2 separate regions of the Homo sapiens genome follow, and region 2 is linked to region 1. Evidence: chromatin contacts called from ENCODE Hi-C or POLR2A ChIA-PET data. All regions are on one chromosome and are shown on one strand. Each heading gives the region's core, a stretch centred on a gene start or an enhancer-like site at or near the end of the contact. The rest is flanking DNA. Distances are from core to core; before and after follow the strand shown. Region 1 holds the start of OR1F1 (olfactory receptor family 1 subfamily F member 1). Region 2 has its middle 18 kb from the start of DNASE1.

The links. A loop is a pair of places that touch in the nucleus more often than their neighbours do. ChIA-PET counts read pairs that join two places held with the same protein, here RNA polymerase II (POLR2A). Pooled maps may share reads with other maps.
Region 2: a loop to region 1 is called in a pooled map, with 2.5 times the contacts of the local background. The contact joins the enhancer-like site here to the promoter of OR1F1 in region 1. A Hi-C loop is called at or near these places in 1 of 37 single-sample maps with no recorded cell type and 2 of 50 pooled maps. POLR2A ChIA-PET finds 5 or more read pairs at or near these places in 2 of 52 experiments (PC-9 and WTC11).

Annotation. Positions count from the first base shown.
Region 1 is chr16:3,186,639-3,191,024 of GRCh38, reverse strand. OR1F1 (olfactory receptor family 1 subfamily F member 1) reads right to left here and starts at 2,821. Exons shown (of 4, transcript NM_001370640.6): 1 at 2,546-2,821; 2 at 1,227-1,276. TRP-TGG3-5 (tRNA-Pro (anticodon TGG) 3-5) reads right to left here and starts at 2,931; the gene lies at 2,860-2,931. It overlaps TRP-AGG2-8 (tRNA-Pro (anticodon AGG) 2-8), which reads right to left and starts at 1,391; the gene lies at 1,320-1,391. RefSeq lists a silencer at 1,263-1,422.
Region 2 is chr16:3,634,822-3,639,250 of GRCh38, reverse strand. It overlaps a transcript of DNASE1 not described here. Among named protein-coding and RNA genes, the nearest start is that of DNASE1, 18 kb to the left of the region's middle. RefSeq lists an enhancer at 1,592-1,641. Within about 2 kb of position 1,555, at least 9 of the 41 ENCODE cell types and tissues checked have a DNase peak (open chromatin) inside an H3K27ac peak, as active enhancers do.

The DNA of each region.
Region 1 (4,386 bases), core at 1,572-4,071:
TGACGTGCATGTAGCTGTTCCGTTTCCATTACTGTGTGCTTTTATATCTAGAACTATTTGGTTGTTTTTTCAATCTAGAAGGTTCAAAGGAGAGCATTTTACATAGGTCCCGTTGTCAAAGATATTTTCTTTATTGCCTTTCCTAAGGATAATTGTATTACAGACTTCCCAATAGTCTGCATCCAAAATGTTTGCAATTTTGTTTCTGTTGCCTACTGTTGATGACTTGTTGTTCATGATACCTTGTTTTGCGGTCTTTTTTTTTTTTTTTTTTTAGATAGAGTCTTACCTTGTCACCCAGGCTGGAGTGCACTGGCGCCATTTCAGCTCACTGCAACCCCCATCTCCGGGGTTCAAGCGATTCTCCTGCCTCATCCTTCCTAGTACCTGGGATTACAGGCGCCCGCCACCATGACCGACTAATTTTTGTATTTTCAGTAGAGACAGGGTTTTACCATGTTGGCCAGGATGGTCTCAATCTCCTGACATCAGGTGATTAACCTGCCTCAGCCTCCCAAAGTGCTGGGATTGCAGGCGTGAGCCCTGCCTCCCTGCCTCCTTGTGCTGGGTCCATTTTCCTTGTAAATTTCTTTGATTCTTGATTCATAGCACGTTCTCAAACCCAGCGTCCCAAACAAAAATGAAGTCCCTGCCAATAGAATCTGTCCTCAGAGTAGACCAGAGGAGGCCCCAGTCCTGGTGGGCGCTGGGACTCAGGACGGGGTACCCGGGTTCCAGGGTTCAGTCCGTACTCCTTCCAAAACCAGGACAGGGGAGCAGAGGAGCCCCAAGAGGCTACACGCAGGTGAGGAGTGACGGGATGTGGGGAGGGAGAGGTCTCTGGACCCCAGACGCAAACACCCATAGCCTATCTCCACTGCTCGAGTGCCTGGCTCACTCTCTCATTAAGACTGCGACTGCTAGAACCGGGGATAGTGGGTGGGAGTCCCAGGCTGGACCTTTTAAGGCGTCTGACTGTGAAGATTCGGCTCTTATTGTATATAGGGACTTGTCTCTTCTTCGGTGCCTCGAGTTTGCACTGCCAGAAGTAACAAAAAACAAAACAAAACAAAACAAAAACCACCAAAAACCAAACAAACGACAAAAAAAATAGCTTGTCAAAAGGGCTCTGGCAACACTGGTGACAGGACTCTAGATGAATTTTAAGAAGAGGTAGTGGGATAGTAGGCGGCGTCAACATAGCTTGAGACCTTTGTACAAATTACCTTTGCAGGGCGTCCACGTCCTGCGCTGAGGTCTGTAAGTCGAGCCGAATCTAAAAAAGAGCAGGAAACGACTTTTACCCTGCACCAAAAGCCGGGCTCGTCCGGGATTTGAACCCGGGACCTCTCGCACCCTAAGCGAGAATCATACCCCTAGACCAACGAGCCACACGATTTACGCATTAAGGTTATCTTTGTGGGCGTCCTAGCATCCTGGGGGCGGCTGGGGCGGACCCAGCAGGACCCAGTGAGTAGAATCTTATTTCAGACCCGCCTGGAAGGGGCAATTTCAAGTGAGGATGGGTGTGGCGGAAGCCCAGAGCCCCGGCCCCTCCTCCGCGACGCACAAAATGGGGAGCAGCCCTGGCGCTACCACAATCCAGAAGGGCCCTGGGTCCTCGCCCGCCACCGCCACTCGGCCTTGAGTTGGGGATTCGGCGTCTCCGAGGCGCGCAGTGAGGAGCTCCAGCTTCCGCAGGACATGGGAACCTCCCAATAGCAGGCAGCGGCTGCGCTGAGGGTCTGCGAGCCTCGATCACTGCAAGCTCGCCTTGGAAACGCTGCAGTCCCTCAGCGTGGCACCAATGGGTGTTCAATAAAGGCCTGACGGAGTGCACGAGACACCAGCTACCAGGCACCCTACCTCGCCGCACCTCACGCTTCTCCGGCTCCGGTCCTCCCTTCTCCCCAGGGAAGCCAAAACCCAGAAAGCGAGTTTCCCACGTGGGCCTCGAACCCTAAAGGCTGACGCTGAGAGTCTCTTTTCTCCATCGACTGAACCAGCCCCGCAGCGCCTGCCTGGCCTCAAGTGCCCAGGATGGCTGAGCTCTCGGAGAAGACGGCTTAGGCCACCAACTACGCTGCGCACCAGGGGCGATTCTGCGATGCGCCCCCTTGCCCTTCACTGGGGGGAGCTGGCGGGACCTCCAGTCCCCAGGACGTGAGGAGGAGCAAGAATGAAGGCCGTGGGGCAGCAGGCGTCGGGCATCGGTTCCGGGGCACCCTTTACTGTCACTCTGCCCTTCCCTGTATCCAGATTTCACCTGACTCCCGAGAATCCAGCAGATCTGGGCTAAAAGGGGCTCCCTGTCCCCTCCAGATCAAAGCCGCGAATTCCCTCGCTCTCAGTGGGAAGGCCCCGGGGTCTGGGGGTGGGGACAAGGGCCGAGACCCCCACCCCGCCAGGGCCGACTGAAGTGCTGCCCGCGGATGCCCGGTCTTCCCCGCCTCCCTCCTCTCACTCACTCCCCTCCCTTCTCCCCCGCTTCCGGTATTCTCCCCTTCTCCGAATAAACTGGAATTTTAAGCGGAGGAGGGCTCACCTGGGACTGGAGCAGCCATACTCTGGAATCCTAGAAAAAATTTATGCCCCTGTAGCGACCAATGAGCCCGGCGCATTCTTCCTTATTCTAAATAACCTCCTCCTGCTGCACGGGGTCGTCTCCTTTAACCGCAGTTGCCGCAGTTGGCAGCGCTGGATCCCATTTCACCAAGGCGAGCGATTCAGGCCCGTCCGTCTGCGTCCCGGGACCCCGGGAGGTCTCCACTGAGGCCCTGCCAATAGCAGCCTCCCTCCGCCTTCCTAGTCTCCTGTCCTTGCTGAAAATGCGAAATGGGAAAAAAGAGAAGGAAAAGGGGGCTCGTCCGGGATTTGAACCCGGGACCTCTCGCACCCAAAGCGAGAATCATACCCCTAGACCAACGAGCCGCCGCTTCCTTTTTTCTTTTTTCTTTTTTTTTTTTTTTTTTTCCTTTTTCTGGTGGGGGACACGTCCTTCCGTCCCTGACGCAGAGCGAGACTCTCTCCATCGCCCCAATAGCTCAGTCCTTAGCGCGCGCACCTGCGAATCTTGACTTGTGGGTTCGCGGCCACCCTCAGATTTCCGAGGCAGGCTTTACTCCTGCTGGGTAAACCAACAAGGTTACCCGCTGAGGTTATGAGCTGGTGGTTTCAATGTCGTGCTGGTATGATATATAGGTGCATTTGCCTATTACTAAGGTAAAAGGATTTCCAGGCAGGATAGAGATGTCAGAAATCATAAAGGAAATACACAGATTTTATCCAAGGTTTTAAAACGGCAAATGATAATCCAAAGAAAATACAATCGAAGTTACAAACTAAGGGCTTATTACTGGGCTACATAGATTTCGAATCCTTTAAAAAATTACATAGGCATATTTTTAAAAGACATTTAAGAAAAGAAATGAAGATCTATGACAAAAAAGGCTTCGTCTTCCTCACCTGGGACTATGGAGCATAAACGCTGCTTGCCGCAGCCTCTCTGGCTGGCAAGTGTAGCCTCGGGCTGGCCCTAAGGGCCATAGGTGGAAAACAACTGAGCCTTGAAGTGGAGACTGGAGAAAAAGAGATTGTCCTAGAGCTTGCATGGGAAGAGTTTCGGGACCCAGAAACTGGAAACATTGGATTTCCGTGACAAAGTTTGCCAAGTAGCAGTACATGGTGCAATGGGTGTGTCTGGAGGCTGGCGTGAGGCGTAAAAGGCAGCTGGGCCCGCTGCTTCAGTGACTTCCTTGAGACTCAAAGGAAGCCAAGGAGAACCCTGTCTACTCACCTGCAGGCATCTCTCCCGGTGTCTTATGTATTGTCTGCTCTGGAAGTCACAGAAAAGTGAAGGAGGCTGGGCGCGGTACCTCCCGCCGGTATTCCCAGCACTTTGGGAGGCCAAGGCGGGTGATCACTTGAAGCCAGGAATGCGAAACCAGCCTGGCCAACATGCCAGACCGCTGTCTCTACTAAAAATACAAAAATCAGCCTGGTATGGTGGCGCGTGCCTGTAGTCCCAGCTACTCAGGAAGCTGAGGCACGAGAATCGCTTGAACCCGGGAGATGGAGTTTAGAGTGAGCCCAGACTGCGCCACTGCCCTTCAGCCTGACAGGGTGAGACCCTGTCTAAAAAAAAAGAAAGAAAGAAAAAAAAAAAGGAAACAGAATAGAGTCCAACTGCTCATTCTCGTCAGTTACTGAATAGGGACTAGACTCTGCTGGTTTCCATGAACTAACTCATGCTGTTTTCTTTCTTTCTTTTTTTGAGACGGAGTTTTGCTCTTTTTCCCCGGGCTGGAGTGCAATGGGGTGATCTTGGCTCACCGCAACCTCTGCCTCCTGGGTTCAAGAGATTCTCCTGCCTCAGCCTCCCAAGTA
Region 2 (4,429 bases), core at 306-2,805, 450 kb before region 1:
CCCTTTCCTCTCAACGCTTTCCACTGACAAAGACCAGCATGGGGCAAGGGAGAAATGTTCCAGTATCACAAGTGGCAATGAAGGGTGGATTTAGAGTTGAGACGCAATAAACTGATAACTGCTATAACAGACATGCAAGAAAGAGAGGAAAATATGACCTATAACCATACACAGTCAATAGAAACTGACCTAGAAACGACAGAGATAAAGGAACTAGCAGACAAGGACAATAGTTCGGCATATATTTAAGAAGGTAAAGGGAAACATGAGCATGATGAGAACACGGAAGATATAGAAAGATCCAAATGGAACTTCCAGAGACAGTAAAAACAAAACCTGAAATGAAAAGATGCACTGGATGGGATTAACACCAAATAAACACTGAAAGAGAAAAGATCCATGAATTTGAAGACATAGCAATTGAAACTACTCAAATAAGGCAGAGAGAAAAAATTATTGGACACTATCAAGCTGTCTAATGTGCACATAATTGGAAGTCCTAGAAGAAAAACAAAGAGGAGACAGAAATATTTGAAGAAATAAGCAAAATTTCCCAAATATGATGAAAACTGTCAATTCACACATCCAAGAAAGTCAATAAAACCCAAACAGAGGCCGGGCGTGGTGGCTCACGCCTGTAATCCCAGCACTTTGGGAGGCCGAGGCAGGCGGATCACGAGGTCAGGAGAACAAGACCATCCTGGCTAACACGGTGAAACACCGTCTCTACTAAAAAATACAAAAAATTAGCTGAGTGTGGTGGCGGGCGCCTGTAGTCCCAGCTACTCGGGAGGCTGAGGCAGGAGAATGGCGTGAACCCTGGAGGCGGAGCTTGCAGTGAGCCAAGATTGCGCCACTGTACTCCAGCCTGGGCAATGGAGCGAGACTCCGCCTCAAAAAAAAGAAAAACCCAAACAAAATAAACCTGAAGAAGACTGCACCAAGACACATCATAATCAAGTTGTAGAAAACCAGTGTTAAATTAAAAAGTCTTAAAAGCAGTTAAGCTAAAAAGCATATTATGTACTGATAAATATAGGTAAGAATGACATGATACTTCTGCTGTAAGCGGAAAGACAAAGAAGTAACATCTTTAAAGTACTGGGAAAAACACACACACACACACACACACACACACACACACACTCACAAAAACTGGTCAACTGGAATTATTTTTATCTACCAAAAATATCATTAAAAAATGAAGGCAAAGGACTTTCATTCTTCAGTGAGGCATGTCAGGAGCTTAGAAGTTGTCACTACCATCCTTACAAGAAACAACACTGAACTGGCAAACAACCCCTTTTAGCTGCATCAGAGAACTGAAGTTACAGGGCAAATGACTGCCCCCGACACAGGAGACATGTCAACAGGGTGAACTGGAGCTTACCTGAGCAGGAGCCCAGGAGTGGAAACGAGGGTAGGAAAATTTACACAGCAATTCATGAACTGCTGGAGACTCAATGTGGACTTTACCTCCATGAGCCCTACCAGACTCTCACAGTCAAGATCAGAGAAAGATCCTCTCATACTTCTGGCGGGGGAGGGGGAAAGCAGCCATGTGGACTATGTCTAGAGCTTCCTGTTCTTAACAAGGCCTGTCCTCAAAGGAAACTATTTTACAAGAGCCTAACTTAATTAGGTTTTATAAGATCCTCATCAGCCTAAGGGAAAGGTTGACCCAACTTAAGCACCCCTAAGCCTTCCACAGGCAGGAAAGAAAGGGCCTAACTCCAGCCCCCTCTCCCTTCCTGTTTCACCTAAGGAGGCAAAAACCCCAAACTGAGAAGTGCTGGTAAAAGTCACAGGCCAGGGGCACAGGCTCACAAAAAGACTGAGACCTAGTCACAGGACTTAGGACACTTCCCCTCCTTCCCACCACATAAATAGGGCTCCTATATAATAACAAGAGAATAGAACGGAAAAACCTGCATATCTCAGACTTTATTTAAGAAGTCTCTACGGAAACCCAAGGAAGGAAAAACAGACCCAGGAGGAAATTTTAGTTCTGACACCTATAGTTACAGCAAACAGCAGACAGAGCCTAACGCCTAGCCAGATAAACTAAAAAACTCACACCAAAGGCTGATTTTCCTCAGTTACTTCCTTTTCTTTTCTTTTTTTTTTGAGATGGAGTCTCATTCTGTCACCCAGGCAGGAGTGCACTGGCTCAATCTCTACTGACTGCAACCTCTGCCTCCTGGGTTCAAGCGATTCTCCTGCCTCAGCCTCCCAAGTAGCTGGGATTACAGGCGCCTGCCACCATGCCCAGCTAACTTTTGTATTTTTAGTAGAGACAGGCTTTCGCCATGTTGATCAGGCTGGTCTCGAACTCCTGACCTCAAGTGATCAGCCTGCGTTGGCCTCCCGAAGTGCTGGGATTACAGGCATGAGCCACTGTGCCTGGCCTGTTTTTTTTTCTTTTTTTCCCCAGACAGAGTCTCACTCTGTTGCCCAGGCTGGAGTACTGTGGCATGATCTTGGCTCACTGCAACCTGCACCTCCCGGGTTCAAGCAATTCTCGTGCCTCAGCCTCCTGAGTAGCTGGGATTACGGGCGTGTGCCACCATGCCCAGTTAGTTTTTCTATTTTTAGTAGAGACGGGGTCTCTACGTTGCCCAGGCTGGTCTTGAACTCCTGGGCTCAAGCGATCCTCCCCGCTCAGCCTCCCAAAGTGTTGGGATTACAGGCGTGAGCCACCATGCCCGGCCTCCTCAGTTCCTTTTAACAAGTACATCAAGTCCGGTTTTCAACAAAAAAATTACAAGGCATACTACGATTAAAAAGCAGACTTTGAAGAGATATAGCAAGCATCAAACCCAGACTCAGAAATAGCAGAGATGTTAGAATTATCACAGCTAACAACTCTGATTTAAAACAACTATGATTAATATGCTAAGGGCTCTAATGGAAAAAGTAGATGATATGCTAAAACAGATGGGTAATTTCAGCAGAGATAAAGACTCAAAGAATCAAAAGGAAATGCTAGAAACAAAAAAAACTAAGAAAAGTGAAGAATGCCTTTGATGGATTCATCGATTAGATACAGTCAAAGGAAAGAATCAATGAGCTTGAAAAAAAATGTCAGTAGCAACTTCCCAAACTGAAACTCAGAGAGAAAAGAATGAACAAGATGGAACAGAATATCCAAGAACTGTGGGACAATTAGAAAGGCATAAATATGCATAATGGGAATCCAGAAGATGATGACAGGCAGAAATGAGCAGAAAAAGTATCTGAAACAATAATGAACTGAGAATTTTCCAAAACTGATGACAGATGCCAAACACAGTTCTGGGGAGCTCACAGAATACCAGGTAGGATAAATAGCAAAAAACAAAAACAGAACAAAACTACATGTAAGCATACAATAAACTACAGAAAATCAAAGACAAAGAGAAAATCTTGAGAGAAGCCACAGGGAAATAAATTCCTTTCCTATAAAGGAGTAAGGATAAGAATTACATCACACTTCTTTGAGAAATTATTCAAGGGAAAACAGTAGAGGGAATATTTATAGTGTTGTAAGGAAAAAAAAAAAACCCTATTAACCTAAAAATCTGTATCCAGTAAAATTACCCTTCAAAAGAGAAGAGACTTTCTCAGAAGAATAAAAATTAACAGAATCTGTCATCAGTAGACCTGCCTTGCAAAAAATATTAAGAAGTGTTTGAGAAAGAAGGAAAATAATACAGGTCAGAAATAAAGACCTATAAAGGAAGAGCATTAGAGAATAAATAAGTGAAGGCAAAATATTTTACTTTTCTTACTTTTTTTTTTTTTTTTTTTTTTTGAGACAGAGTCTGGCTCTGTCACCCAGGCTGGGGTGCAATGGTGCGATCTTGGCTCACTGCAACCTCTGCCTCCCAGGTTCAAGCAATTCTCCTGCCTCAGCCTCCTGAGTAGCTGGGATTATAGGCACACGCCACCACGCACAGCTAATTTTTTTATTTTTAGTAGAGATGGGGTTTCACCATGTTGGCCAGGCTGGTCTTGAACTCCTGACCTCAAGCGATCCATCTGCCTCAGCCTCCCAAAGTGCTGGGATTACAGGCAAAAGCCACCACGCCCGGTCTACTTTTCTTATTTTTAACTTATTTTTAACAGTTTGTTCAAGGTAATAACAGCAACAGCTAGGCATGGTGGTGCATGCCTCTAGACCCAGTTACTCAAGAGGCTGAGGCAGGATAGCTTTAGTCCAGGAGTTCTGGGCTATTTGGACTGAGTGTCTGCACTAAGTTTGGCATCAAAATGGTGACCTCCCCTCCTTAAGGACCACCAGGTTGCCTAAGGAGGGGTGAATAAGCCCAGGTCAGAAATGAAGCAGGTCAAAACTCCTGTACTGATCAGTCATGGGATTGCACTTGTGAATAGCCACTGCACTCTAGCCTGGGCCACATAGTAACACTCTGACTCTATTATTAATATT